Regions from separate parts of the Mus musculus genome. Here region 2 is linked to region 1. The links are chromatin loops, found by intact Hi-C in ENCODE. Cell type or tissue: left cerebral cortex. All regions are shown on one strand. Links, peaks and the distances in the headings refer to the core of each region. The heading gives the core; the rest is flanking DNA.

Region 1 (15,883 bases), core at 6,130-11,129:
GAATTAGCATGCTAACAAAGTGACTAAACTTTGCACCACAGAGAATGAAATGAGTACAGGAAGCTGAGGAGGAGGCGGCACTCCTGGCAGAGCCCCCACATTTGCAGGTGAAAAGGTAGAGAAGAAATGATGTGGACATCTTCCCATAAACATCTTCTTGAGATGTCCGCCCCTGATGGCGACTGCCCCTTGTTACCTTTTCTCACACAGAACTCAAGCAGATGGCATTAAGAAAAAAACTAAAGGTTTCTAGGTGGGTGTCCTGACTTCATTTCTGTTGCTGTGATACAATATCCAGTCAAAAAGCAATTTATGTACAAGAGGGCTTGTTTGTTTTACAATCTCAGGCAATAGTCCATCAGTGTAAGGCAGTCAATGTGGGAACTTGAGCTAGCTAGTCATATCATATCCAGGAGCAGAGAGAGAATAAATGCATGCCCACCTATTCCTTCCCTTCTTGTGTTCAACTAGATTTCTCCAAATGTAGAATGCATACAATCCAGGGCACCTTGCCTAGGGTGCTGTTCACAGCAGGCTGAATCTTGCAACAACAATTACCTTTCTCCTCCTCCCCCACAGACATGCTTACCCAACACTGACAATGTTACTCATCACAATGGATAAGTATCAGAACAAAGCCTCCTCCTTCCTAAGGCATTGCCTGTGGGAAGTTTACGCAGATGCAGTCTTTTCTTTCACAGAAGTAAATAAGACAGGGTTCCATTTTAAACAATTGTAGCAGCCTGGAGAGGTGGATCAGAAGTTAACATTGTTGTTCTTGCCAAGGACCTGATTCGGTTCTCAGCACCCACAACTCTCTGCAACTCCGATTCTAGAGAATCAGTCACCCTCTTCTGGCCTTCACAGGCAGCAGGCATTCACATGGTGCGCATATATAAAAAATAACAGTAGATCTGTGAAGAAGCGACTTTGCAGAAATTCAGATCTCTCCAGGTTCAGCTCTTGGAATCAGAACAGGCTTCCTTCCCCTTTTCCTAGAATCTGCACTGTGCTGTATTAGTCAGTCACATAAGAGTGTAAGCCAAGCTTTGACTACTCAGAGGCACAGGACATTTCTCATTAGCAGTAAAACTCCAGAGGACCCTTGTGTGCTTGCTTGCTTGCTTGCTTGCATAAAGTGTGGCATGAACTGCTCTGCAGAAATAAAACATTTTCCCTTTGAACTGTGTAGTCATCTTCCTCAGACCCTGGAGCCACGCCTTATACCACCACCATTCAACCCCAGTGCCATTCTTTGAGAAATAACAATTCTGGTTCACGGAACCTCTGGGCAGCATTTTCTTTATGGTAACATAAGATAGAAAAATAGAAGACAAAAAGAGAAAGAAATATAGACCTATATTCATGGAACATATAGGGAATGCATCTATCAATGCAGGCAAATCAATATGATTACTCTTTTATAAATATAAGACAGCAAAAGTAGACTGCTACACAGACAAATATAAGAAAAACATCACGTTAAAACATTTTTAAAAAACTTCTAGCCCAGGCTGGAGAGGATGCTCAGGGTTAAGAGCACTGACTGTTCTTCTGAAGGTCCTGAGTTCAAATCCCAGCAACCACATGGTGGCTCACAACCATCTGTAATGAGATCTAATGCCCTCTTCTGGTGTGTCTGAAGACAGCTACAGTGTACTTACCTATAATAAATAAATAAATAAATAAGTAAATAAATAAATAAATCTTAGAAAAACAAAAAAACAAAAAGCTTCTAGCCCAAGAGAAATAAAGAATGTGGAAAGCAGCCAGGTGTGGTGGTGCATGCCTTAATCCCAGCACTTGGGAGGCAGAGGCAGGCAGATTTCTGAGTTCAAGGCCAGCCTGGTCTACAAAGTTCCAGGACAGCCAGGGCTACACAGAGAAACCCTGTCTCAAAAAAAAAAAAAAAAAAAAAAGAATGTGGAAATCAGAAAAAAAAATATGCAAAACAAAAAACCTTTTACACTTTCTAGTTCTAGAATGATTTTAAAGTGGTAGCATATCCATAAAATGGTACAAATTTTATGATAAAAGAACAGCAATGGCGTGAAAAAAATTACCCTTAAATTTTAAGTATAATTGCTGAAGTTAGAAATGTCATAGAAGAATTGGCAGGTAAAGGAATTCTCTTAGAATAAATTTTAAAAAATTAAAGAGATGAGAATTATGAGATAAAAGATAAAATAGAGAACAAATTCAGAAAAATCAAACATTTCAGAAAGAAAACAAAGAACACAGAATGTCAGGATCCATCTTGAGTACTAGACATTAATTTTCAGATTAAAAGATCCCAGCAGTATTGAACAGAATAAATGAAAAGAAACGTGAAGGCTAGTCAAGCTAATTCACATTTGCATTTATTTTGTGTGCCTGTGTGTGGGCACAGGTGTGGCCCATTATGTGTGTGTGTGTGGCAGGGTGTGGGGGGACAGAGGACAACTTGCAGAATTGGGTCCTCTCCTCTCACCTCTGGGTTCTGGGGAATGAACCTAGGTTGTCGGGTGAGGCAGCAGTGCTTTTATCCTCTGAGCTATCACGCCAGACACAGAAACCTAAATCTAAAGAGGGCTGACTTCCAGGAAAGGCAGAGGACTAGAAGCTGCCTCCCTGCAGCCCAATAAAGGAGAGTTAGAATAATAATAAACATAAAAGTTTGTTCATGGTGGCTTACAACCATTCGTAACAAAATCTGATGCCATCTTCTGGAGTGTCTGAAGACAGCTACAGCGTACTTACATATAATAAATAAATAAATAAATAAATAAATATTTTTTAAAAAAAAGTTTGTTCCAGGGCTGAAGAGATGACTCGGTGGTTAAGAGCACTGACTGCTCTTCCAAAGGTCCTGAGTTCAATTCCCAGCAACCACATGGTGGCTACAACCATCTGTGATGGGATCTGATGCCCTCTTCTGGTGTGTCTGAAGACAGCTACAGTGTACTCACATACATAAAATAAATAAATAAATCTTCTTTTTTTTAAAAAAAGAAAAGAATAGCAAAGGTAATGGGATACCTGGAAAATATAGAAAAAGCAGCAGGTGATGTACCAAAAAGATGTAAACCAAGACATCCAACCACAGCCACACAAAGTAAAATAAGTGGGCCTCAGGGAAAACTGACAGGAAGTCCTGCCTCATAGAAAAAGCCCACAGTCCTCATAAAACCTTAGATCCAGGGTCTGCCCCAACAGATGGATCAGAATCCTATTTTGTCACTCAGCAGGTCCTGGAGGGCAGTGATCAGGGTCATCTTGATAGAGAGACTGTTATTTAAAATTGAGCTGGCCTCTTGTCCTGAGACTAGGAAACACCTGTAAGTTGGGGAGCCTGAACTTAACTTGCTGAAATGCCAAGCTGAAAGACAGCTATGGAAAGCAGTTGTAAAGAGAGGGAAGGCCAAGGGAATGGTCACAAGGAGCTTGGATCAATCAGTGACGTACATAAGAAATAGTGGCTATTGAGGCCAGGAAGGGATGTCATCAAGTCACAGTGAGCTTGGAGTTTGATGGTCCTAAGCCTAGGTCAGCAGGTGGATCAGCCCCTAGAGTCCCCATCTGCTGTTCCCTGCTGTAGAACCTGAAAATTCAGAAGCTGCAATGGGCTACCTGATATCCACAGCTGCATGGATCTAGCAGGTGATTGACGGTCGGGGGGTTTTGAAAGCATGGAGGAAGGTCCACTGTTATAGAGATTGCAGTGTGGCCATTGCATTCCACCCCACTCCCAACACACTCAGGCGATACCTTCAGTCAGAACACTAGCTACCTGAGTGGAAAAGACCAGGGCTGGAAGACAAGGTCAGAGAAATACCACATTCAAACATCAATAACGAAGAATGCTATAGTCACTGGTCTATAATGCCAATTAGAGATTGGATACAGGAAGATGGGGAGTTTGAAGTATCCTCAGCTATGAAGTGAGTTCTAGCTCAGCCTGGACTTCATAAGAGGTTGTCTCAAGAGAATTGAAATGAAACAAAACAAAACTAAAAAAATGGACATGACGGCTGGGCAGTGGTGGCGCACGCCTTTAATCCCAGCACTTGGGAGGCAGAGGCAGGTGGATTTCTGAGTTCGAGGCCAGCCTGGCCTACAGAGTGAGTTCCAGGACAGCCAGGGCTACACAGAGAAAGACACGACTACAACACCCAAGAACTCTGTAACACAACCAAGAGACCAAACTTAATAATCCATGAGATAGAAGGAAGAGCTGAGAGAAAGAAAAACAAAATTCCCATGGTATAGTGAATCCTTTTCATGAAATCATAGCGAAAAACAACCAAACAATGAAAACCTTCAAAATCTAGAGAATAGACACCTAAACACAAGAAGAATTTAGGGTTCCATATACATAACCAGAGAAGAACCACTCCATGACTTCTTCTTCTTTTTTTTTTTTTTTTTGGTTTTTCAAGACAGGGTTTCTCTGTGTAGCCCTGGCTGTCCTGGAACTCACTTTGTAGACCATGCTGGCCTCCAACTCAGAAATCCGCCTGCCCCTGCCTCCCAAGTGCTGGGATTAAAGGTGTGTGCCACCACTGCCCGGCTCCATGACTTCTTTTTTTTTTAAATTTTATTTATTTTTTTATCTATCTATTTATCTATCTATCTATCTATCTATCTATCTATCTATCTATCTATCTATCTATTTAATGTAAGTACACTGTAGCTGTCTTCAAACACACCAGAAGAGGGCATCAGATCTCATTTTGGGTGGTTGTGAGCCACCATGTGGTTGCTGGGATTTGAACTTCAGACCTTCGGAAGAGCAGTCGGGTGCTCTTACCCACTGAGCCATCTCACCAGCCTCCATGACTTCTTATAATCAAAATATCAAACATTCATGGCAAAAGTATTAAAAGCCATAAGGAAAAAAGTCAATTCCTATACAAAGACTGGCATATTAGAGCAATATTATTTCTCTTATTGGCAACCAAAAAGCTAAGAAAGCATGGAACAATATGTTTAAAACCCTGAAAGTAAATCTGTACCAACTGAGATTGTTATACCCAGTAAAGCTATCTTTAAAAATGGCAAAGAAATAAGGCTATTTCAAGGCAAATACAAACTAAGGCTCAGGTACCCATCCCTGTAGCTGGTCTTTACTACTTTGTGAGTTCTTCTTTCTCCCACCCTTCAGCCTATATTCACTTTTTTTCACCTTTTCAACACTCTAACACTAGAGAGGAGAAGAAAAAGGATAGAAAGTAAAGGGGATGATGTTATTATTATACGACTTCCTTCTGAGTAGGGGCATCAAGTTGCTTGAGGTAGGTTCGATCTTCACCATCAGGATATCTAATTTCTCCTCCTTCTCCTTCTCCTTCTCCTTCTCCTTCTCCTTCTCCTTCTTCTTCTTCTTCCCCTTCTTCCCCTTCCCTTTCCCCTTCTTCCCCTTCCCTCCTTCCCGTTCTTCCCCTTCCCCTCCTCCTCCTCTTCTTCTTCTTTTTCTTCTTCTTTCCTCTTTATGCATGACTACTTAACAAATGCAACCAACAACCCATACTTTCTCTCAGGGCCCTAGCATTTATATACCCTCTGAAAAGTTCCCAGAATTCCAAACATCACACAATCTCAGAAACTATCTACTGCTGGCAAAAATCACACCTCTGTTAGAGCATGAGGCAAATCATAGCTGCTGTGGACAATCTGAAACAGCCCTATATCCCACACCTGGAATTAAAATTAAAACATATTCTTATAATATTTCTGTGGCTTTAATTTTTTTCCAAGTGGTTTTTTTAAAGTTTATTTATTTATTTATTTATTTATTTATTTATTTATTATAAGTACACTGTAGCCGTCCTCAGACACTCCGGAAGAGGGAGTCAGATCTCATTACGGATGGTTGTGAGCCACCATGTGGTTGCTGGGATTTGAACTCCTGACCTTCAGAAGAGCAGTCGGGTGCTCTTACCCACTGAGCCATCTCACCAGACCATTTCTGTGATTTTAAATAGAAACTAAAATGACAAAATTGTTACTACACATCCATAACAGAAAAGGTATCTAAAGAAAAACATGTGCACCAACTTACTCTTGCTAAAAAGTATTGTGATCCCACTCAATGCCTGAGATTTGGTTCTCAGTGGCACACATCAGGCATGATGGCTTAAATCTGCAATCCCAGCAGTATCAACGACCCTGAGAAACTTGTTGTGCATGCTCAGGTCCTATTCCCAGGCTCAGGAAGCAAGGCCCAACAATCCATCTTTGAACTGTTCTCCATGTAATTCTATAGAAGTTTCAAGCAACAGGGTCTGGGACTGGGGCTGGGGCTGGAGCTACTGCTCATTGATAGGACATTTTCCTAGCATGTGTCAAGCCCTGACATAAATATTTTAGCACTGCATAAAATATTTGAAAGATAACACAAATCCATATGAACATCTATTTTCAATTTTGACTATGAATTGGAATCAATTAGAGTCTTTAAAAAACAGCTATTTATACTGGGCAGTGGTGGCGCACGCCTTTAATCCCAACACTCGGGAGGCAGAGGCAGGCGGATTTCTGAGTTCGAGGCCAGCCTGGTCTACAGAGTGAGTTCCAGGACAGCCAGGGCTACACAGAGAAACCCTGTCTCGAAAAACAAAAACAAAAACAAAAACAAAAAAGAACTTGAAACACAGATGGCTTTGAGGCACCATGTGGGTGCTGGGAACAGAATCCAAATCTTCTGCAAGAGCAGCCAAAGCTCTTAACTACCGAGCCATTTCTCCAGCCACAACTGGAGAGATTTAACATTACACTTCCCTCCAAGATTCTGATTTAATTGATAAGGTCTAGAGATGGAAACTTTTAAAAAAGACATAGATAATATTTTATTATTTATTTATTCATTTATGTGTATACATGGTATATTTGCATGTAGTGTGCATGTGCAAAAGCTAGGGGAGGATATTGATGTCCTATTCGATCACTCTCAGTCTTAGTCTCCTGAGTCAGAGCCTTGAATTGAAACTAGAGCAAGGATGGCAGCAAGAAAGTCCTAGAGATCCTCCTGTCTCTGTCACCCACAAGGTTACAGGCACACATGCATACAACATCTGGCATTTTATGTGGATGTGGGGGATTTGAACTCAGATCCTTATGTTTGTGCAGCAAGCACTCTTACCCGCTCAGCTATTGCCCCTGCCCCAGGATTGGAATTGTTTCATAGTTCTCTGGTTGTTCTAAGGTTCATCAAAGCTGGAAATGCAGAGCATTTACTCAACAGCACATTAGAGATTGCTATGTATCTACATAAACTGGGCCCCACCCCAGACGATGGAATTGAAACCTCCAGAGGCTGGGTGGTGAGCATCTCTCTTTTAGTGCTGCGTTTTATTCATGCTTCCCAGTTGGTTCTAATGTGTAGCCACAGAGAACCATTTCATTATTGTAACTTTCTCAGCTTCTCTTTACTCGCGCCTCTCCCTTGAGGGCTCAAGAGTGAGGTTTCGGGTGAGCCATTGTGGGAAGGAATTAAGCAAGTTTGAGACCTGCCACTTAGAGAGGGCATGTGAATGTCTAGTCTTGCCCCCCCCCCCATCCTACATTTCCCAGTAGTACTGGGAAACAGCGTGTTCACTCACTGCTGTTCCCTGTGTCTGTGCGTACACGCAGCATTTAGGAGCAATTTGTTCCCAAGCTAGTCTGGCTAGCCGACTACTGGAGGTTATCCAATATAAACTTTATAAGAGGGATGCTATAATTTCTATAGGCATATTCATGACTTTTATTCAATTATTTCCAAATCTGGGCAAGGATTAGCCCCTAAGATCCAACTCCAGTCATAGAGAGCATAAACCGGCTGTTAGGCTGGTCTGCTTCATCCTCATCCCTATATTAGTCAGTCATCAAAGTGGATACGGTACCCAAAGTTCTCTCTAAAAAACGAGAAGCATCCCATGCTACTGTCCAGGGAACAAACATTATTCTAACCTTAGCCGACCCTGAGTGTGGAGTTTGCCCAAGGATATTGCTTTGCTCAGATTCAAATGACGGCAGTCAAGATGAGTGGGGCAATATATATTACTGAAGGAGCTTAAAGGTGCAGAGATCTTTGTAGGATGAAGACAGGAAACCATTAGGAAGTTCAAGAGCATCTCTAGGAATCCTACAACTCTGTCGTTTTGACCAATCTTCCAAGGGCCAATTGAATACATCAAACCAAACCAAGGGAGGACTTTCCATTTGGGAATTACAGGCCTTACCACCAGGGGGTGCTACCAACACTGGAAAGAAGACCTCCAAGGGATTCGCTGGAGGCCAGGAAAGTGTTTCAGCCTGAGCTCTGAGGACCCCTAGGGCTCTTCTGGTGCATCACAAGGAGCTTAACAATCCTTGGACACATCTGCATTCGGAGTTTTCTTAGTGTATGTAAATAATAATCAGTTTGGTTTTAAGACAGGACTTTGTTCTCTGTAGCATAGGCTGATGGTCTGGATCTATATATCCTAGCCTGACCTGGAACTTGTAGTGACTCTCCTGCCTCAGCCTCCTAAGTATTGGTGTACATATAAGCTACTATGTCTGGTAAGCCGTAAAACAACAATAACCCCCAACCCTCGATTTCTAAATTCCTTTAAAGAGGTTCCCACATCAATAGGAGATTTTAGTTGTGTGTCTTAACAGCAGGAAGAAACTAATAGTACTCTTATGTCATGTGGGGACCTGCTGATGTTTTCCCTAGGTAAAAAGGGTTCTTTATAATTTAGTGCTTTGAATGGTACCACCCATAGGTAAAAGATTGCTCCTGAGTCAGCTTTTGCAATCATGATATTGTAACATTAGGGAGAGAAAATGTAGGCTGGAGTCTGAGCTGTAGTAGTGTCATGATCAACATTGAAGTGCGTGTAACACAACAGAAATTGTTCAAAATATTGCACATAAACTTATGCACTTTTTCTTCTTACAGTCTTTCAAAGCTGCAATGATCATTGTCCCTATTTGACAGATAATTTGTCAAGAGAAATTATTAGGTCACTGGGGCGAAGATGCATAGATACTAGCGATGCGGGCGGGGGTGGATTTGGATTTTATAATTTCTTATCCAGACTAGTTCAGATTGTGCTATAAGAACAACCCCGGAGGGCTGAAGAGGCAGCTCAGTTATTGAGAACATTTACTGCTCTTGCAGTGGACCCAAGTTCAGTCTCAGCACCCACATAGATGCTCACAACCATTGATAACTCCAGTTCCAGGGGTTCCAACATCCCCTTGTAGACTTTACAGGCATTACAACACACACAGAACACAAACATACATGCAAGGAACACATTCATACACATAAAATAAAAATTTCTAAAAGTAGAAAAGAGCAGACATCCTTGAGTCTCAATAGCAATATTATCAGTTCTGTGTGGGTGACAAGAGGGTTCAGCTTATTGTGCTAACTCGAGGATCCAAGTGGTCATCCCTTTCCTGTTGACATGTATTTTCACTATCATAGCCATTACTCACTATTACCAAGACCAAAGAGTCTGAAACCCTGGAAATGAATGAATGCTTCACTTGGAAAATGATGCGTGCCACTTCTCAAATTTCATTGGCTGAGACAGCCACAGGCCACTCTCAACTTAAAGAGGGCAAGGAGATGTGCTTCTAAAATAAGCCTAGAAGCAAGAGAACCCGACTGTCTGCCATCCACAGTTATGCTTGGAGATCCTGAGCAAAACCTGCCATCTCTTAGCCTCAGTTTCCCCATCTGTGAATGATACTTTTATAAGGATTTCTCGTTGCGAGTGTAAATACGTAGGTTTGTTAGGACACAGCTTTTCTTCTGTGAACATACCCCAGAGATAGAGCCCCAGCCCTTGCTGCAAAGCACAGTCTATAGCAGATAGCAGATAGTTGTCTAGTTCCTGGGAAAGCTGGAGAGTTCTGGAGAGTTTGTGATGGTTTCTTTCTTTCTTCCTTCCTTTCTTTCTTTCTTTTTTTTTTTTTTTCGGTTTTTTGAGACAGGGTTTCTCTGTTTAGCCCTGGCTGTCCTGGAACTCACTTTGTAGACCAGGTTGGCCTCGAACTCAGAAATCCAACTGCCTCTGCCTCCTCCTTTTTTTTTTTTTTTTTTTTTTTTTTAAGATTTATTTATTTATTATATGTAAGTACACTGTAGCTGTCTTCAAACACTCCAGAAGAGGGCGCCAGATCTCGTTATGGATGGTTGTGAGCCACCATGTGGTTGCTGGGATTTGAACTCCAGACCTTCGGAAGAGCAGTCGGGTGCTCTTACCCACTGAAGCCATCTCACCAGCCCCCCTCTGCCTCCTCTTTACTCCAGATTCTCTAACCCTTTGAATATAGTCAGGTCAGCAGGCCAGTTTACCCTTTCTCACTTGTAAGCCACAGAGACACCCGAGGATGTCTGTTGTGACTCATAGATGAGCTAAGCCACAGAAAACACTCCTTTGCTAACCACAAGTGCTGAGGGTGGTTCAGGGAAAACAAACAAGCCAACTCCCCCAAATCTGTGTTTGTGTTCGAGAGCCTGTGTGCCCGCACTGGGAGGCCAGAAGTTGCCTTCGGGTATCTCCCTTAACTATTCTTTTTCTTTCTTTCTTTCTTTCTTTTTTTTTTTTTTTTGGAGAATACTCAGTTTTTGAGGTAGGGTCCCTCACTGAGCCTAGACCTCATCGATCGGCTAGGCAGACTAGTTAGCAAACCAGAGAGCTCTTCTCTTCTCCAGACTCAGATTACAGCGTTGGCTCTGGTGGCCATCCTTTTCTGTTTTATGCTGGGGAAACTCAGGTCTTCACGTTTGTGTATCAAGCATTTTTAAGGACTATGACATCTCCCCAGTACTCTCTCACCGCAAAAGAAGGCATTTCTCAACTTTCTATGCAACATGGCTAAACTCCTTTTTGATTGCCCCTTTCCTGTGGGTCATCTCTGATACACCAGGCTGAACAGTGAACTGAGTGGAAACTATTTTCTTACGGGTTTCCTCTACCAAAGGTTCTGCCTATTACTGGACACACTGTGACTTCCTTGTAGAATTGGATCTGTAGCCCTGCACAGGCTAGCTCTTCAGGCCCTCAGAGCTTGTGAAGCTAAAATAAGGCCAAAGAGGGGTGGGGAGGGCACAGGTAGGGAGGAAAAGGAGGACACTTGAAGGCTGAGGGAACAGATGTCCGTGCAAGGAAGCACAGCGATCGTTAACACTGCCTGGAAGGGAAAAAAAAATCCACGAGGCAGAGAGGTTGTGGCCAGATACCTCTAGGGGTCTCTGGTCAAAGTCCAGAAGGAAAAGCAGGGTTTTGATAAGGGGTACTAATAGGAAGCTCAAAAGCAGGGTCTAGGGTATCCATTTCTGAAGCTTCGAGCAGTAACGCATGAAAGGCAGGATGGGTGGGGGGAGCATTGTTTTCTCAATGCTTCCTCTAATTTCTGAGCGCTAGGATCCCATAGAAGTGAGAACTGTACTCCGCCGTCTTCCCCCGTGGGAGAAGGAGCGGGTGGAGTCCCCGCCTCGCCCCGTCACGTGGCCAAAAGCGCCCTTCGCACGTGACCGCCCTTGTGCTTGGCCAATCAGCCTCTGCAGGGGCGGGGACTTGGGGAGGGGGGGGAAGAGGGCCTCTTCTCGCGAGCCTTGCCGCCGGTGCTCCTGGCCCGCCCACGGCCGCCAGCGGAGGTCTCGCGAGGCTTGGACGCTGCGGCGGTAGGAGGAGGACAGGGAAGGACGGAGCTCGGCCGCGGCTGCCTCCCTCGTTCACTCCCTCGCGCGCGCGCTCGCCCGCCCCCTCCCTCCCTCCCCTCCCTTTCCCCGGCCCCGGCCCCGGCCCATTCGCTGCGCGCTCTCCGGCTAGGGAGGATGTCGGGCTCGTCGCTCCCCGGCGCCCTGGCCCTCTCGCTCTTGCTGGTCTCTGGCTCGCTCCTTCCAGGGCCAGGCGCTGCTCAGAACGGTAAGCCGAGGGGCCGGGGGCGGGTCGGGCGGGGGCGCCCGGCTCTGGCAACCAGAGGGGCCGGGCCCAGGCCTGAGGGGGATGCCGGAGCCGGCAGCGGGCGACCCGGCTGAGGCGAGGAGGTGCTTCGCGGAGAGGTGGAGGCGTCGCTTTGGTGCGAGCCCGGGGCTCTGTAGACAGGTCCGCGGCGTAGGGCTCATCGCGCACCGGGAGCTGGAGTAGCGGGGGCGGCTCTGGAGAAAGCGGCGGGAGACAGGCGTTCGAGTTCGAGCTGGCGGAGGGGTGGTGTCGGCGAGAGAACCGGGCTCCGCGGGCGCTGACACCCGGGATTCTACTGGGGCCCTGGAACCCGGGTGACATTCTGCAAAATGGGAGGAGGGGGGAAGCTGGGGTCAAAAGGATCCCGTAGAATACCTAGAGGCAGCAGACTGCTTGAGTCTCTCAAGGAGAGGGGTTAGTGAGCGATTCGGGAAACCTTGGATTTGGGGGTAGAGGGAAGGTGGGTGGAAAGATGGAGTGGGTTGACTGCAGTAGGGGGACCTGGAGAAGAGAAGCAGCAGTGTCTCCAAACGAGCTGGGGGAAGAGGATTGGGTTTTGCCAAGGAGGGTGGAGTGCTGGGCATTCTAGGGTAGCGGTTGGGAAAGCAAAAGGGAGTTTCTAAATAAGGAGAGGAAAATGAGCAGAGGATGCGGGGAAAGCTTTAAAACCGAGGTAGAAGAAATATCAGGGAAGTAAAGGGTGCCTGGGTATAGTGGTGGGAGTGGGGGAAGACGGAAAAATAAGGGAAGAGAGTAAAATGCAGGAAGTCGGGGGTGTAATGTTGCTTTGTAGCGCGGCGGATACATTAGGGAGGGGACGAGTTGTGGCAAATGCTTTATGATGCTAGTTCGGCCTTTGGGGAGGGCTGGGACACAGCCACATCTGCAGTGGTGGGATTGAGGGCAATGAGAGATGGTGGCAGGGGAGATGGAGGAAGTGGGCTTTTAGAACTGAAAGTTTCAAGATTGCAAAGATGTTATTTCTGAGGAATATGAATGTGGTCTCTGGGTTGGGTTTAAGGTACAGTGGAAGTGAGAATTGGGTTGCGAACTGAAGCTCTTTAGAGAAGATGGTGAAAGATAATAGGCTTGGGGAGCTAAACATGACAGATTCTGTTGGAATTGTCACAGTCCGTTGTTGAACCGCACATTCAGATACAAACCTAAAGGGATAATGAACCTAATTCAGCTATTGTGGAAACAACTATTAGGAGGTTTAAAGATTTCTATTTTAAACATGAAAAAAATTAATGAGAAGTTGGTTAGGGATAGGGAGCCATACATTAGTCATTAGTTTTAATCTCTGAATTTCTTCGTTGTTATGCTAAAACAATTTGAAGTGGCTTTCATTAAAACAAAAATCAGTCAGAGCCAGTGGAGTTGAGTATTTTGAAGACAAACTGAGCTTAAAATGCTAGCGGATACAGTAATAATGTATCACATTTAGTATTGGAAAAAAAGTCACTTTATCAAATATTCCCTTTACAAGGGAATTTTATGCCCCATGGCTTTATTACTTCATGAGCCAGAAAGGAAACATTTGTTTCTTACATTGAATATCCTAAGGATATGGACACTTCCACCCCCTTTTCCTTCAAGTATGAAGCTGTAGAAGGGAAAGGGTAAAGTTAGCCTGATTTGCTCCCTCTATGCTTGGTATCTATGTATATAAATATGTGTTATTTATCATAGATGTGATAACAATGTGAGTTTAATTCTGATTTCAGTTATTTGTGGAAATAACAGTTTCATTTTGCACTATAGATGAGAGATTCTTGATCTTAGATACTTAATCTCTGCTGGCATAAGTTATTTCTGATGATTTATAATATGGTAAATTGTAGTTTCTTAGCAACTAAGGCAAGGTTTTTGGATAGGCCTACAAAGACTCATCTGCTCTTAGTGATAATATGTTCTAAATACAGCATAGTACAGCCTTTCCCTTGAAATGAGCTTGGATTTAGTCACATGACAGGGCTAGTAAAGTGACTATGAACCCATAGTTGAGCTAAATGAATGTAAATTGAATTCATGAAAGAAATGGTTACTTCCCAGTTTATATGGTTAAGGATGCCATTTTAAAGCTTTCTGTAACGTGCCTCAGTGATATTTAAGGTTTCTGTTGATTGTAGTCCTGTAATAGTCTCATTTTGTGTCCTCAAGTGTTTTTACTTTTTTAAACAGTGAAATGAGATACCATGTTATATACCACATAGTATTTAACTATTAGACATACTGATAATAAAAATAATGCTTTGGAAAATCAGTTGTAGAGTCACTGTTTCTGGATTGAAAATGTGGCAGTTTAGATTAGGCATGTAGAAGTTTTTGAAAAAGCTTCTGTTTTTGTTATTCCTTAAGTGAAGAATTTGGTATAGATGGCCAGCAGCATTTCTTTTTAATTCCAAAAGGAATACGATCCATTACCATAGGAATTCAAGTACATTTTACTTTTCATATAAATATTCAGACTTGTAAGGTCACAGTTTCATATAAAACATAAAAATTTTAAGGTATTCAAAGGTTTTAGGTTAAAATTGAACATTAAACCAAGCTCATGATCTAGAGCACAGGCTTTGGACACAGATAGAACTGGTATTTTGTTTTGTGTGTGTGTGTGTGTGTGTGTGTGTGTGTGTGTATAGAGAGTGGTGGGAGGGAGAGAAAGGTGAGAGAGAGAGTGTGTGTGTGTAGATACTAGGGCTCCAACCTTTGTACATACTAGGCAAGCATGGGACCATTGAGCTTTGTCTTCCCAAGGATTGGGTTTGAATTCTAATTCTCTACAGCTAAGTGACCTTGAGTAAGGCAGGCCTTAGTTTGATCTGTGAAATGGGGATTACAGTTAGTCCCATAGGGATGATGTAAGGATTAAATGAGGTAATGAGTCTAGTTGGATTTCATTTTGATACTATTGCAAGTCTTAGTGTTAGCCATAACTATTATTAAAAAGTAGCATGATTGCTTTTCTTCTTATGTGTATTAAGCATTTATTAAAGCTTCTGTCATCATGAATACAAGTTAATAATAGGTCATTTGAAGGTCCCTTACAGAGATTTGTGCCAACCATTTTGCTGCAATTGAAATTCTGGTGAGGAAGTTTATATTCTGTTTGATTGTCTGGGAGATTTCATGGTATTCTTTTCTCCTGACCATGCCTGCAAATGAGTACATTTTCATAAGGGTCAGGTGTAGCCTTTTTATAGAATACCGTTGTTGTAAGAGAAGTAGAATGTAGTACCTGGAAGATGAGGTTTACAGGTGTTAGCTGAACGAATGAATGTGGGATGGAATGTGAAAATGTAGTATGTTCTTCTGAGACTTATTACATTAGATAATTAATACTGTAGGGGCAAGTAGAGAATCTAATGAGTTTTATTGTTAACAGCTGAATTTGAAGAAACCATTTTGCTTAGGTGATTCTTAGCTGTGAACATTATGCTTACAACAGTGCTAGTATCTGCACTAGGTGGTTTATGAGTCTTTTTGTCAAGTGCTGTTAAGTTGTTTGGCAGTTTGCTTTAGACTATCTTTCTACTTAGAGAACTGAAATAAGTATCAGAAAGATAAAATCTTATGAGTGATAGCCGTGGCATCACATGTATGACAAAATGTCAAGCAACAGATTTAAACATAGTTAAAATATTATTTGACTAGAATAAAGAACCTACCTTTGAATAAATAAAGTTTTTCCTAAGGAGACTGTACGTCTTTAATCTCTTTGCACATATTTGTCAGGGGTCTAGTAGGAAAGGTCATCTAACTACAATAGAGCCTATTTCTTGGCTCGTCTTCTAGTTATTGAGTCCATGTTGAGAGACAGGTTTGAGTGTGTGTGTGTGTGTGCGTGTGCGTGTGCGTGCGTATGTAAACACAGAGCTTAACCTATGAGTATGCCAAAGTTTTAACAGAAAATGATGTGCTCCACAGTTAATTTACTTGCCACAAATTAA
Region 2 (15,883 bases), core at 1-5,000, 160 kb after region 1:
CAAACCCCTTCTCTCAAAGCTTAGTCCCTAAGCCAATACCGGGGTCACCGGGGAGCTCTCTATGATGACAGGATCCACTTCCCACACCAGTCTGTTCTGACGGAGGAAGAATTTGCATTTTAACAAAATCCCTACAGGACAACAGAGAACACCAAAGCCTGAGTGGCATAGCTATAAACTGGGGTGAGTTTGGGGTTTTATTTTGGCATTTCTGTTTGTTTGTTTGTTTGGTCACTCTTACAAAAAGTTTATTTGCTTCCAAATTGTATGACATATAATAACAATTCAGAGACATAACTAGAATCAGCGGGTTGAACCTCTGTTGACCTTAACGTGGCCTTTCCTCTCAGCTGGGACTTCCAGTCAGAGAAGTCTTGTGCTATTTCTCTCTCTCTCTCTCTCTCTCTCTCTCTCTCTCTCTCTCTCTCTCTCTCTGGCTTTTCGAGACAGGGTTTCTCTGTATAGCCCTGGCTGTCCTGGAACTCACTTTGTAGAGCAGGCTGGCCTCGAACTCAGAAATCCGCCTGCCTCTGCCTCCCGAGTGTTGGTTTATCTTTCTCTTAAATGGACAGTTCTGTCCGTGTGTGGCCACTGTGATTAGCATCTTCTCTGGGGCAAAATATCTACACATATGGAACCAAGAGAGTAGAGACTCTCCATAATTTCTGGGGGTGGGGGGACTTAAAAAATCAAAATAGGTTTATTAACAGTTGAATTTGAAACATGCCATAGGAGAAAAAAATCTACCAGAACTATCTTATTATAATAAAGTTCTGCATTTCACCTAACACATAGTTTTATTATAGGGACCAAGCCAAGTGTTTTTTTTTTTAAAGAAATTCACATGGGACTTGGATTTTTATACAATAGTCATGGTGCCTATAAAACAGAACGAATCTTACTTCTCTTTCATTTAAAAGGAAAACATGACAGACCTAGGCTGAAGCTGACCACAGCAGGCAGGACGGCTGGGCAGAGATTCAAAGCAAGGTACAAATGTCCAGTTTTCAAAAGCTGTGCAGACGCCAACCACATCTCTTGCCACTGTGGCCATGGTGCTGTGTCAAGCATTTGAAAGCCGCTGAAAAGTGCTGTTCCTTACAAGCAATTATGAGGAGCTTTGCAAAGGAAAGGTAAAAACTGTAATAATGGTTGACTTCTTAAAATGGCCAAAATGGCCATGCTCTGGGCTGCAATCTAAGAATTACCTACACAAGTCTGAGCCAGCGCACCCAACACAGAGAAAAGGGTTGAAAAGGATTAAAGAGTGGTTAGGAGAAATTATCAGGGAGCCTCCTGGAGCAGTCTTGGAAGTCAAACGTGTCCTTTAACATCCCTGGCTTTCTATAAGATCCAATTATAGATCCGTCACGCCGGCACTTAACTTCTCCTCACTCCAGTTTGCATTTTTGCCCTATATCTTATTTAGGATACAGAGTTCCACAAGAGCACAACAAAGTATTTAATGATTTTTAAAATGGGCCTAAATAGATTGATTTCAAGTTTTAGAGCACCCTTTACGCTAATATTCCAGAATGTTATGAATAATTCACAACACTCTATTTCTATCCACATTCTCAGCCGAGGCTCTCACAACGGTGCGCCTGGCTCAGACTCATGTTCACCTCAGTTACTTCTCAATCCACATCAGTCTGGCTTCTACACCCCTCCCTCACTCAAACCCCTCTTTCTAATGACCACGGATAACCTTCACACAGCCAAATACAATGGCCACCGCCATTACTTTCCTATACTTGACAGTACCACTCCACAAACTTTAAGCAAGCATTCTCTCTCCCTCTTGAGAGAACTCCCTCTAGCACTAGTGACCCTTCATTCTCCCAGGTACTTTGCAATTCTCTGGCCCTTGTCAATCTGCCAGGTTCTGGCACTTCTAGGTGACGTACAGTTGCTGCACTACCCTGGGACTAGGCCATGGACTCTCCACTAACCTCATGACTGTATCACCTCCCCGAGGCTGACTCATGCCTTCACACCTCCAGCCCAGACCGGCTGAATCCGGAACATTTCCACTCAGCTGAGTACAACCGGCTTTTCCTCACACATGTTAAACTCGACACAAGCGAATCTGACGTCTCTGATCTGTTTTCCCTCCACTGCATCCTGTTTCCCTTCAGTTGCTTCTGCCAGAAAGTGAATGGCTCTGCCCTCGCCTCTCACATTCCATCAATCACCAAGCCCTTTTATTTCTATCCTCCACATTATCCGTCCCATTCCCCATCTACAGTGTCACCTCCCAACAGGCCCGAGGTGTCATTATCTTCTGTCTTCCCGAACTCACTGATACTGTCCTCTAATTCCATCTATAAAGACAGCGTGATTTATCAAAGAAGAGAATGATTAAAACCTTTCCTATGGCTTTCCCTATAGGCTTCTAAAATAATATTCACAAGACACCCATCTTCCTGTCCAGACATCCTCACCAATTACCATCACTCCCTGGGTTCCCTAAGCACCAACCTTTTGGTTTCTCTCTCTACCAGACCTGCTAGGGTTTCCTCAGATTTGGAGCCTTTCACATGTTACACCTTCATTTCTCTATTTTATCTTACCCACAGCTATCCAAGAACACATTAAAAACCACAGAGGACACTATGAAGTAAGATCATTATTTTACACCTGTTTTGTCTCTATCACAATTATTTAAACATAACATTTCTATTTTTACAATAAACAAGGCTCAGAAAAGCTAAGAGCTTAACCAAGAACATGGAAATCCAACATCAGTGCTAGATTTAGGGGCTGGCAGTGTTGCTCAGTGGTAAAACACATGCTTAGCACACAAGGAGGCCTCAGTCCAACCCTTGTACCAAAATAAAAACAGGTAGAATTCAACTTTAGTCTTGTGTAGGTGCTTGACTACCAAAGTGCATGACAATTTAGCTGTGAATGATTTAATTATCCGTGCTACAATTTACATGGCTATCTGGGTAAATACTATGCCCTCAGAAAACTAGGATCAGTGGGTCGAAGGACATAGCTCTGGGATAGGGCACTTAGATCCCCAATACCGTAAGAAAGCAAACAAAACCATTCATAACAGCACAGACCACTTGGAACTTGCTCCATGCGAAATCATCTCTAGCATACTGAACTGTGTCTAGCATGCAATCCATGTTCAATCAATAATTGTTGAATATATGAGTGTTTATCTTACCCTTGGATAATTATTTTGAAAACGAAATGAGTTACAACTATACCTCCTACTCCTACTCAGACACAAAGTTCCTGGGTTAGAAGTCATTCCCTCCAGTCCTTGCACAGGCCCTATGTGGCTGCTGGACAGGGTCTGCCCCTCCTCCCCTGGGGATCTGGCAGCTGCCCATCCTTCCTGCCCTCAGGCCTCACCTTCCATGTGGGCGAGCCCGCTGCAGCAGCTTCCGAGCTAGGCCCAGGGGACCCCACGTTGTCCAAGAGCATGAAGCGACCATAGCGCTTCAGAGACCACTGGGAGACTTCGCCTGGAAGTCCGAGGCCGGAGGCCACATTTCCCGCTTCAGACATGCCTGTCAAAGGTCCTGGAAAGCCCGCCTCCACGTGATAGCTGACGACAATCAGCTAGCCAATCAGGAAGCACGGCGCTCAAAGCTCACGCTTCTCCAAAACGGAAGCAGAGGATTCCACTACGGAAGTGTGGTCTTCGCTGGTTTTAGGTTTTGTTTTTGTTTGGTTTTTTGTTTGTTTGTTTGTTTGTTTGTTTTGTTTTGTTTTTTAATGGTGGGCGTCCAAGAGAGATTGTCTCCACTCTGCTTGCAAGTGAGGCTATTATGCCTACAATTTGGAAGATTTCAGCACCATCATGGGAGTCTTCACATTCTCTCAAGGCAGCCCACGCAAGCGTTCATCTGCCTGAGCCTTGAGAGATTTCTCAAACTGGCCAACTTCCTCATAACCACTAAACCCTGGGACTAGACCGGCTCTCTAGGGTGTCTCTGTCCTCACAGCAGTATCACAGATGATGGCGTCTCTTCACATCCTACCTCAAATCCAGCACAACGGAAAGGGCAATTCTGGAACCATGACAATTTGCTCATCAACCGTACCCCAGAACATTCTCCTTCCTTTTGTCACCAGAAGAGAGGCACAGATGGGTAGGGGGTGGCCAAGCATCTGAGAATGTGCCCCCATCAAACAGCAAGCAGATGACATTTCTGCGTGATTTATAGCCAGCAAAAAATTTCCACAGCTGTAATTTCATTTATCCTCCCAACAACCTTGTAGCCAGTTAAAGAAGCACACACCCCAGAACTGATGGTGGCAAAATACATTCCGGAGAGCAGATGTGGTTTATCAATGGGCACAGCCAGTGAATGGCAGAGCACAAATACAACTGTGGACTCCACGGTCTCTTCATATGTCAGCCCCACTTATAAAGAATCTGGTATTTATACAATCTGTGTCAAATCAGAACAATGCATTCAGAGGATGGAGGCTGTGTTAACCAAACACATGAAGTAAAAAGAAATAGAAAATTTTAAAGTTTTTAAAATTGAGGTTTATTTATTTATTTATTATGTGTTGAGACAAGACCTCATTTTGTAGCCTAGGCGGATCTGAAACTTGAGATGAGTCTGCCTCAGCCTCCTGAATATTGGGATTGTAGCCAAGAGCCATCAAACCTGGCTCAATGGAAACAGTTTATAGACTACACAGTTAATGTTTAGAGAATGTTTGGGAAAGTGGTAATAATTGTACACTACAAAGCATCAACTATCTGTAGTGTGCAAAAAAAACTATGCTAGTTAAGGCTGGAGAGATGGCTCAGTGGTCAAGGGCACTGGCTGCTCTTCCACAGGTCCTGAGTTCAATTCCCAACACCGACATGACGGTTCACAACCATCTCTAAAGGGATCTGATGCCCTCTTCTGGCATGTAGGTGGACATGCAACAGAACACTCATACACAAAGTAAATAAGTTAAAACAAAACAAAACAAAAACAAAAGCAAACTATACTAGTCAGCAATTGATTACAGAAATGGTTACCTATTATTTTCAGATGCACATCTAGCCTCTGGGACCTAGTAAGGAAGATGAAGCATGGTGCAAACACACTCATTTGTCTAAGGTTACATGCCCAGTGGACAGCAGAGCCATGGAAGAACTGTGGGCTTTCCTAAGGAAAGATGAGGAGATTGGCATCCTGTGGTGTAGAGTGTGACAGGGCTTGAGTAGAGAGGTGGCAGCATAGGTTCTAGGAAGCAAAGCCCCGTTTTAAAGAAGAGGGGATTTGGGGCAAAAGAGCACACAACAGCCATGAAGGAGTGTGGATTGTACTCGGCAGGCAGTGAAGAATGTGGAAATTTGCATCAGCAACTGGCATCCATAGTGGTGGTCCAGGCAGATAAATCTCTCCAAGACAAATAAGATAAATTGGATTAAAAGCAAGGGGAAATTGTTATATACCAGTCTTGTTCATCCAGGAAAGCTTACGGAAAGGATCGGATTTTAGAAACTGCTTCTGCTGGTCCTTAAATGACACAGCAGTACTGTGCTTAGTGTGGTAGTAAATAGTAAAAGCTTGGTTTGAATCCCAGGTCTATGGCTTGCCCGCTGTGTGACCTTGGGGAAATCACTCAACCTCTCTGTAAAATAGGGTCATTAAACATTTCAGGACCATGACAAGATGAAATAAGAGCTTATGGGAGGAAACACTTGGTGAATTGTAAATTGGGATGTGTGTAAATTGTAAAGTGGGATCCTTTCTGTCCAGAGTTAAAGTGACTTTTCATGGGCCTGTTACAGGAAGGGAGCGTAGGAACAGAAGCCTGACATTGGGTCTCAGGGGCACTCACCTCCCAGGTCCAGGGCTGCAGCTGCTGTCAGACACCCTTCACAGGAACAGATGGGGCTCACAGTTGGGATCCTGTCAGTGCCCAAGGACACCCAGAGTCCTGCTGAGTTCCCACCTGCAAACTCCCTTCCTAGACAATACACCTGCATCCAGCTTTTGGGCCACCCTCATCTGCCAAGAGCAGGCCAGGCCTGCAGAGGGAGATTATGATAAAGCCACAGCCCAATGCCTGGGAGCTTGCACAAACTTACAGTATTAATGAGAGTCACTGGAGCAACCTGGAGACCCAGCACTGTGGAAGGTGCTTGAGATATGGTAGAGAGTAAAACTCAGTAGGTTTTTACCTTCTTCTAAGGCTTGCGCGCATGGGGGTTGGGAGGAGGGGGTCAGAATACTGAGCAAACCATTACATCTTTTTAACAGCCAAAGTGTCTTTTTTGTTTTTGGGGGTTTTTTTTTTTTTGAAAAAAGATACAAGTCAAATGTTTAATAAATATTATGCAACAAAAAAGCACAGATCTCTGATGTTTAGATAAGTTTGTGTTTTGTGTTGGGTTTATTTTCGAGATAGGGATTTTACTATGTAGCTCTGCCTGTTTTGGAACTGACTACCAGTCCTTATGTAGACGGGACTAGCCCAAAACTCTCTCAGCTCCACCTGTCTCTATTTCCTGGGTTCTGGGATTAAAGGTGTGCACCACCACACCTAGCCAATTAGGTGAATCTTACTACCTGTATAATTCATGCAACTACCCAAAAACAGATATGAAACATTTTTGAAACTCTTAAATTTCTTTCTCTTCCCAGTTATTGTCCACCTCACAAAACAAACAGCTAGCCTGGTCTAAGTTTGATCACTGCAGCTCTGCCATCCTCTCCCAGGACTTTACACACGTGAACATGTACATTATACACCCATTACATCTACTATTTCTTTTTTCCTTTTTGAGTCAGAAACTCATGTAGCTCAGGCTAATCTCTACCAAAGATGGCCTTTAACTCCTGACTCTACTGCCCCCAACTCCCAGGATGGTATTACAGACATCCACTGCCAAGCCCCCAGCTTATATCTGCTTCTTTTGTTCTGTGTAATTTCATTTCTGGGCTCTATCAATACTTTTTTAGTACCAAATAACATTCTATTGTATAGCTAGGTCACAGTTTCCTTTTTAAAAATTATCCCAGTGCTGTGGGGATGGACGCCAGGGCCTTGTGCATGCTGAGAAGTATCTACCGCTGACCTTCAAGCTCAGCCCACACTCTGTTTATTGTTCACCATTTGGGTTATTTTCCAGCAGGCTTTTTGTTTTCAGTTGTTATGAATATTCTCATACAAACCTTCCTTATAGTAGTAAATACTGCCATGAGCCTAGCTGTCTCTGAAGATAAAGTGAAGGGTTACTGAAGAAGATAGCTGACATCAGCTTCAAACCCCGATACACATGCACCCCACACAAGTGTGCCCCCACCACACACAGAAACCCATACATATGCTCAATATACACACCCCACACATGTGTGCCTACACACATGCATATGCAGAAAAGATTTATATCCCACGTAAGATAGGGATAAAAGCCCAGCTCCTCTTTGGGACGATCACGTGCCCACACTAGAGAGTTCTGACCCTGAGACAGGAGGACAAAGGAAGGCATAAGGAGCAACTGACAGCAGCACACCCTGTTCACTGTGGACAAGACAGGATTTTACTTTTACTTTTAGAAGGTAATATGTTATTGATTATGTCCCAAGAATCTATTTGTCTCTTATCCTCCTCACCCCTCAGGTGGGATAATGCTGAGATTCCTGTAATACCCTGTCTCCCAGCATTCCCTAGTGGAATGCAGCTCAGGTTGGTAATGATTCCTTTATGGCTAGCTCCCTTCTCCGTCCCTCTCAGTGTTTTCTGGGATCACCTCGCAAATGAACTATTTGGATTTGAGTCTGCCCCAGGTTCTGCTTCTCAATCACACTGAGATGGTAACAAACAGGAATGAGAGCTTCGGATTTAGTTTTAATACAGTTGCAGACAAGCAGATGGTGAAAGAGGAGTTAGGAAAGGAAAAAACCATTCTCAGAGCTGCAGGCCCTCCCATGTGTAACTGCTGCCTCCACGGCAGAATTGGTGACCCAGACTATTGAATGACAGGTGACTATGAGCTAACGAATCACCCTATTGCATAAACTCATGGATGGGGGATGTAATAAAAAAAAAAACTGCTGGGTGTGGTGGCACACGCCTTTAATCCCAGCACTCGGGAGGGAGGCAGGTGGATTTCTGAGTTCGAGGCCAGCCTGGTCTACAAAGTGAGTTCCAGGACAGCCAGGGCTATACAGAGAAACCCTGTCTCGAAAAACCAAAAAAAAAAAAAAAAAAAAAACCAAAAAAACAAAAAAACAAAACTGCCCCCCTCTCAGACAAGGCACCAGTGACAGACCAAAGTTTGAGCTGGTAAGCCTATGACTTCATTATGCTTTCTTGTAGATCATGGGTAAAGGGACATCCATAGAAATGTGAGTGATCCCAACGCAGCCACATCATGGTGGAAAGTCTCACCCGGTGATAGATGACAACTTCCCCATGGCTACAGAGATGGAGCCCTCCCTCCAGTTGCCTTTCCATAGTCTCTACACTCTAGCATCCCCACACTTCCAGACCACGGGACCAAACGCAACTGGGGCAGAATTACATTACAGCAGCAAGCTGGGAGGTGCCGCAGGGAGGGATTGAGATAGTAGGTGAGAGTCTAACATCCTTCCTGCTCCTCCTTTCATGAGGGGATCTCCACAATCTACCAGGCCCCTTTCCAGGGCTGCTTGTAGAAGGTCACAGCTGCTCTGAAAAAGATAATGGCTAATTTGCTTAGGACACTAGCTCTCTACAGCAGGCCCTCCTCTGAAATGGTTATTAGAAAAATTAAAGCACAGAAATTGGAAGAAAAAGATTTATTTCACTAAATGTCATTTTAATTCTTTTTATGTGTAACTATTTTGCAGGTGACATGAGACATAGAGAAGTGAGCAAGGTTTGGTGGAGGGCTTGCCTAATATGCTCAAAGCACTGGGTTGAATTCCCTATTCCCCCCAAAAACTGACTGGACATGGTGGCACATGGTGTAATTTCAGCACTCAGGAGATAGAGGCAGGAGGATCAGATCTTCAAAGTCATATTTGATTATATAGTGAATTTGAGGCCAGCCTACACTACATAAGACCTTCCAGAAAGAAGGAAGGGAGGCAGGGAGGCAGGAGAAAGGAAGGAAGGAAGGAAGGAAGAAAGGCAGGGAGGGAGGGAGGGAGGGAGGGAGGGAGGGAGGAAGGAAGGAAGGAAGGAAGGAAGGAAGGAAGGAAGGAAGGGGAAGTAGTTGAGAATCTGGCATGTCCTTTTCAAAACAGACTAGGAACTCTAGGCATCCCTTCTCCCGAGGATACTAAGTCAGCAAAGAAAATGATGGCTTCAGTGTCCTCACGTCCTTTGCATTGCAGGATGACAAAGACATCTGCACCTCTGCTCTGCCTGCTGGGTTCCCTGGCTACAGCACACAGGGTGTTTGAGAAACGCAGAGCATTGGTCTGTGGCAGTGGGGGATTTTCCCATAAAACCCTGTTCTCATCACAATAGCCAATGATCTGTCTCCATAATGTCAGACCCCAGGTGGCTGCGTGCGGAGGGGTGTTCCCGTGGAACTTCATGATCACAGCTAGAAAGCAATTATGTTCATTCCTACTCTACCCTTTCATGTGCAAGGACCAGCTGTCCTACTGCAGGTAATTGAAGGGACTTCAGGGTGACACAGACAGCTCCAACTTGTTTGCAGGCTGCAGCTCATTGGCACAACATGAAAAGAAATTAACACTGACTTTGCCCATTCATTAAAAGTCCCTAGAATAACAGGCTAGTTAGAAACGTGCTCACCGGCTGGTACATTTGGAAGTACGCTTTGCAAAGCTGTGTTAGAACCAGAGAGAGGAAATAAAATGAAGCCGGACAGAAAGACTACACAGACTCACAACCAGCATAGAAGGAATTGGAATCAGAGAAACCTGGAAATTAGAAAAACCTGGCACGGTCTCAACTTGGTGAAGGGCTGCAGATATTAATATGGAAGAAATGGATGATTTAAATCACCTTGAATGTGCAAAGGGCTAACCTGGGGGAAATGGCTAACACTCTTCCTATCCTAATATCCGGATGTAACGGAGCAAACAGGAAAGTGGAAATTTAACATCTGAAAATCTTCCCTGGTAGCTGTTCTATCTGGGATGTTTCTAACTGTGTCACCTACACTGTCAAATACTGGAGCAGAGTGAATAGACCCCTCTAGAACTCTAGTCCAGTTTGATACACTGCCTGTTTTCAGCCTTGCTCCATCCCAGGAGAAATCATTTTACCCAGCTCTATAGTAGACTGGGGTGGTTAAGATTTGCAATTCACACCTCAGACAGATGAACACACCCTGAAGGAAAAGGCTCTGTGTTGGACAGTGACTCAGCATTCTGAGCTTTGTCGCTGTTGAGATAATTTGAATAATTTCGCCTGCAGCCACTGAAGGCACACCACACCTCCAGCAGAAGTTAAGCAAGCACCCAGAGAAGCTGGCAGGTCAGGTTTAGGGCGACCACTGGGGGTGATCAGGGATACTTGTGCTGTTTGCCTGCACGAAACACTTTGTCTTTGAGGGCATCCCAATGTACTTTTAGAATGAAAATCCCCTCCTTCAGGAAAATTATATATGTATATATAAAATTATATGTTATTTGTTAATGCGCATATGTGCCACAGAGTGCATTTGGAGGTCAGAAGACAGTTTTGCCTGGCACATTATAATGGAAATCTTGAAAATAATGAACCTCATGCTGTATAAATTTTATCACAAGACATAAAAGTCCACCCTTCTGCGCCCTGTGTTCACAGGGCCTCTGCTGCCACACTGGGGGCGCGTCGTCCCAGAGCTTACAGGACCCAGGGTTTGCTGCTCATATAGCTCAGCCTGTCCTCACTCAGCCCTGAGTGTGTGACTTCTGGAAACAGTCACACTAGACAGCAGGTAGGCAGCTCCTTGTAATCCCCTTCAAGGAGATTACAGTCCCCTAGGAAGGTCAGACAGAGGATTTTACCTCCATTTTGTAAGCATATGTCTGTTTTACAGTATGCTTTCTGCTATGTTTGGGGGACTGTTTTTTGTTGTTGTTGTTGTTGTTTGTTGTTTTGATTAAGAATTCACTTTTAAAACAAACCCCGTGCATGGAACTACACATGCTTTCACTACAGGAATATGGTGTGTCTTTACAGGAAAAAAAAATATGTATGCTGGTTAAACTTCATTCAGGTAAGTTCAAGTGAATAAAAATGTTACTAAACAAAAATGTAGCTAAACAGAAATACACATGAAACAGGATCATATAGTAGCTGGTTGGTGACCTGGGCTTGTGACAGGCTAACCCTGCATCTCCCTGAGGAGCAGCAGCTTGGCGTTCATTCACCGAGCCAGTACGCGTGGTGATGATACAGAGCAGACCCCCATAAACAGTGACGATCAATCAGCTCTCCGTAGCACTTTCACTTAGTGTGTATTACGTGGCCACAAAAAAGTTGTGCATTTGGGACTTGGGGAGAATGACTCAGTCAGTAAAACACTGGCCTTGCAAGCCCAGGGACTTATGTTGAAACACCAGCATCCACTTACAATGCTGTGCACAGTGGCATGGGCCTTGTGACAGATCTGAGCCAATGCTATGTATCAAGACAGTACATAAAAATATGGGGAGCTGGGGACATGGTTCAGACAGAAAAGTACTTGCTATGCAAGAACTTAGAAGCTGAATTTAGATGCCCAACATACACATTCAAACAAACCAAAGCAGCAGCAGCAACAACAGCAGCAGCAACAGCAACAGCAGCAGCAGCAACAACAACAACAACAACAACAACAACAACAACAACAACAACAAACAAAAACCTCTAGGTTCAGAAGCCTTGTATCTGTAATATCAATGTTGGGGAGGCAGAGACAAAAGGATCCCTGGAGCTCATTGGCCAGTCTGACTTACTTGGTGAACTTCAACCCAGTGAGAGACCATCTCAAATGACAGTAAATGGCACTCCTTAGGATGACACCCAGGTTATCCTTCAGCCTCTGTACTCATGGGCACAGGAAAACACACACACACACACACACACACACACACACACACACACACACACACACATGCACACACACACAGATACAAGTAAGAGAAAAAATACAAACTGTTTTTAAAACACATGTATAGACTTTTCTATAAACAATATAGTAACAGCAGTATTTACATAACCTCTTCATTGCATTAGGGTTATAAGTAACCCAGAGATGGCTCAAAGTATAGGCCAGGCTTTGCAGCTGCCAAAGCTTCAGCAGTCTAGATAAGGTGCTGAGCTTCCACAGAGCTGGCATCTGCAGGGGTCCTGGCTGCACTCCTCAGTGGGGAACAGGATGACTGCAATCCTGCAGGAAAGACCATGTTTTGGCCTTTGCTTCAGGAAATATAAGCGAAAAGGAAAAAAAGGTTCTCTAAGTCTCACTATTACAGAAGGGAAAAGTGGGAGGGGGAACCACAAAGCTTTATCCTTTTACTTAGGTTTCCTTAAGCTGTTGCCCATCCCTGCCTGGCATATGAATCAGGGAGAGCGGCTGGGTCGTGTGTACTAACTTTTTTTTTTAAGTTTCTCTCTTTTTTTTAATTGGATATTTTCTTTATTTACATTTCTCTTTTTTTTCCAGTTAATTTTTTATTTCTTAAAAGTATTTTTAGAACATGAATTTGTATCTTTTTTTATTAAAAGTTATTAAATTTCAAATGTTCAAAATGTTCTAGACTTAGAAACTTACACTGCCCCAGGACATTTTCTCTTTAATTGTCAGAAGGATGTATTTTCATAGTGTGTGTTGATAATTAGGAGAATTGATGGTTCTGGTTCAGTCAGGGCCAACATTTAGGCTGTTGTTTTGATAAAAGCCGGTTGCTCTGAGGTAAACGCTTGCTCTGTGGCTGGTACTTACAGGGACAGAAGAGCCTGGGCGAGAAGGCCCCGTACTGGCTGGCACTGGTCTTGTACATAATCATCTGGGGTTTGGACAGTGAGGTGGCTGTGTGCGATGTCTTGGGATCCAACATACAGGAAAACACAGGGCTCCCAGGGTTCACACACACAGTCAGTGGTTCAGGTCTCATTTCTGCATCTGAAGTCAACGAAGTTTTCTTATCAGGCTGAAGATGTGGCTTAGTTGGTGGCATGCTTGCCTAACATATATAGGCCCTGGGGTCTATTTCCTGCACCGCATGAACTGGGCATGATGGCTCATACCAGAAATCACACAGAGGATCAGAAGGGTCATCTCAGGGAGACAGGCCATCATGGGAGACAGGAAGCCCAAGTCGCAGTCTGTCTCTCTCGACATCTTAATCTCTTTGGCAAAAGCAACTCTTTGCTGATAGCGAGAAGTCTGGCGAAGGCATAGGACCCAGTCTTCATTATGGAAAGCAGTAGCAAGAGTGATACCAGAACTACAATTTGTGGGGAGCGAGAGGGTGGGTGGAAACCCTCAGTCTTCCAGTCCTTTATTTACATTTCAAATGTTATCCCCTTTCCTGGTTTCCCCTCCAAAAAACACTCTCTCCCTATCCCCCTCCCAACTCCCCCTGCTCACCAACCCACTCACTCCTGCTTCCTGGTCCTGGCATCCCCCCACAGTGGGGCATAGAGCCTTCATAGGACAAAGGGCCTCTCCTCCCATTGATGTCTGATTAGGCCATCTTCTGCTGCATATGCAGCTGAAGCCTTGAGTCCCACCATGTGTGCACTTTGGTTGGTGGTTTAGTCCCTAGGAGCTCTGGGGGTACTGGCTAGTTCAAATTGTTGTTCCTCTTATGGGGCTGCACACCCCTTCAGCTCCTTGGGTCCTTCTTCTAGCTCCTCCATTGGGGACCCTATGCACAGCCCAATGGATGGCTGTGAGCATCCACTTCTGTATTTGTGAGGCACTGGTGTGCTAACTTTTTAATCTCACTTGAAATTGCCAAGTTACCTTCCCATTTAAGTAACACTGGATAACACTTGTCCACAGTGTAGATAGAAAACTCCAGGTTTGACCTGTGGTAGTTTGAATGAGAATGGCCCCATAGGCTCATATTTAAATGCTTAGTCACCAGTTAGCAGAACTATCTGGGAAGGATTAGGAGGCGTGGCCTTGTTGGAGGTGTGTCACTAGGATTGGTCTGTGAGGTTTCAAAAGCTCATGCCAGGGCCCAGTCTCTCCCCAACCTCTCTCTGTCTCTCACTGTGTCTCCGTCTCTCTCCTCTCTGCCTACTGCCTGCAGACCAGCATGTGAAGCTCTCAGAAGCTGCTCCTGGGCCACGCCTGTGTGCTTCCTGCCGTGATGACCGTGGTGGACTAACCTAAAACTGCAAACAAGCCACAGTAAAATACTTTCTTCTATAAGAGTTACCTTGGTCAGAGCATCTCTTCACGGCAACAAAACAGTAACTAAAAAGGGCCCATTATTATTTTTGACATGCATTCCTTTAATTATCATTTCAGTTAATCACCGCATTATAGGGGCATCCTTTTGTGTGTCATGCCCATCCCCACCCCCACCTCCACCCCATCCCCCCCCCACTCCCACCGCTTCCCTCCACCGAGTGAATGGCTTATTTATCCCTTTCATTCACTTTCTATTGGTTCCATGTTTTTGTTATTTGCTTATAGCACGTTTTCGTACATTCTGGATGCTATTTAAGTACCTATTAATTATGTTACAAATATTGTCACTTTCCCCAGTGTTTTGTTTTCTCATGATACTCAGATTTTTCAAATGGCTTTTATTTCTTTGACAACTGCGTACATGTTAACACTATCTTGACGCTATCCACTCCCATCCCTCCCCTCCCACCACTCCAGACACACTTCCCATGCCCGGTCTCCACCTTCATGCTTCTTTCTTCATTTTAACCCACTCAGTGCAAAGGCTGTCCCTGTTCACAGGTCCTCCTGGCTCGCCATTTTGTGGGCAAGCATGGCTGCGGTGAATTCATGAGGGGAACAATTGCGTCAAGTCCTGCAGACAGCATTTCCCAGCACTCCTCCCATCCTCCAGCCCTCACAGCCTTCTCAGATATCGTTCATTGTTAATGCAGTCAGACCTCTTCTCTTTATGTCATTTTTTTTGATGTGTGCATATGGGAGGAAGGTGTGTGTGTGTGTGTGTGTGTGCTTGTGAGAGGGTGCACAGAGGTCAGAGGAAGGCTCTGGGTGTTTTCTTCTATCAGTCTTCACTGTGTTTTTTTGAGGCCAGGTCTCTTAATGAACTTGGAGCTCACAGTTTTTGGCTAAGCTGGTAACCAGCAAGCTCCAGAAATCCTCTCTCCACCTCAGTGCCCAGGTCCCAGGGACGAATGTTATCATGCCTAGCCTATCACATGGGTGCTGGCTAGCCGAACTCTGACCCTCTTGCTTGTACAGAAAGCTCTTAAGTGCTGAGACATCTCTCCAGCACCATGATTTTTTTAATGTCTTAAATTTTGTTGACTATTTTCATTTTTCATAGCCTTTCATTTCAGTTTTACATTTAAGTCTTTGTTACATTTGGAATTTATTTCCAAACATGGCACGAGACAGAACTATTTTCCAGCTAGCAAGCATTGAAAAGGAGCTTTTCTTTGCATTAAAAAAGAAAGCTTCTCTGGCAACATTTTAGCATTTTCCTTAATTATATTTTTCAGTCCTTAAAATGGCAGAATGGTAGAAAAAGAACGGAAAAAAAAAAAGCCAGGATGGTAGAGGAATTTCACATTTCATCCAAATGTAAAGACCTTATTTGGGCAAAGCAATCATACAAAAAGCACTTTGAAAAGTTTGCCATGGGTCTCAGCTGTCCACAGGTGGCACATTAGTGAGTGTTTTTGGATTCCCCCATTTCCATTAGTGGGTTGAAATAGGCTCTGGAAAATTGCCAAAACTGCTAAAAAGGAAAATAAATAGCTTCAGTCTGAGCCAAACACAATGGGAAAAGAAGGTTTGTTGTAACAAAAC

The links. A loop is a pair of places that touch in the nucleus more often than their neighbours do. Peaks named below come from ENCODE experiments on the same cell type or tissue, not always from the same donor. Only the 100,000 strongest peaks of a DNase experiment are listed, where the experiment ranks them.
Region 2: it touches region 1 in a loop (2.4-fold over the local background); 1 of 42 quality-filtered maps calls a loop at or near these places.

The regions. Positions count from the first base shown.
Region 1 is chr9:58,570,636-58,586,518 of GRCm38, forward strand. Nptn (neuroplastin) reads left to right here and starts at 11,605. Exons shown (of 9, transcript NM_001357751.1): 1 at 11,605-11,891. The coding sequence starts at 11,801. In left cerebral cortex, for the core only: CTCF peaks have their summits at 8,247 (motif pointing right) and 10,133 (motif pointing right); DNase peaks (open chromatin) are centred at 8,234 and 10,323; H3K4me3 peaks cover 161 bases; H3K27ac peaks cover 426 bases.
Region 2 is chr9:58,738,018-58,753,900 of GRCm38, forward strand. It overlaps Rec114 (REC114 meiotic recombination protein), which reads right to left and starts at 3,542. Exons shown (of 6, transcript NM_028598.1): 1 at 3,370-3,542. The coding sequence starts at 3,525. It also overlaps the pseudogene Gm21183. In left cerebral cortex, for the core only: no CTCF peak of the experiment used is centred there; DNase peaks (open chromatin) are centred at 2,023 and 3,859.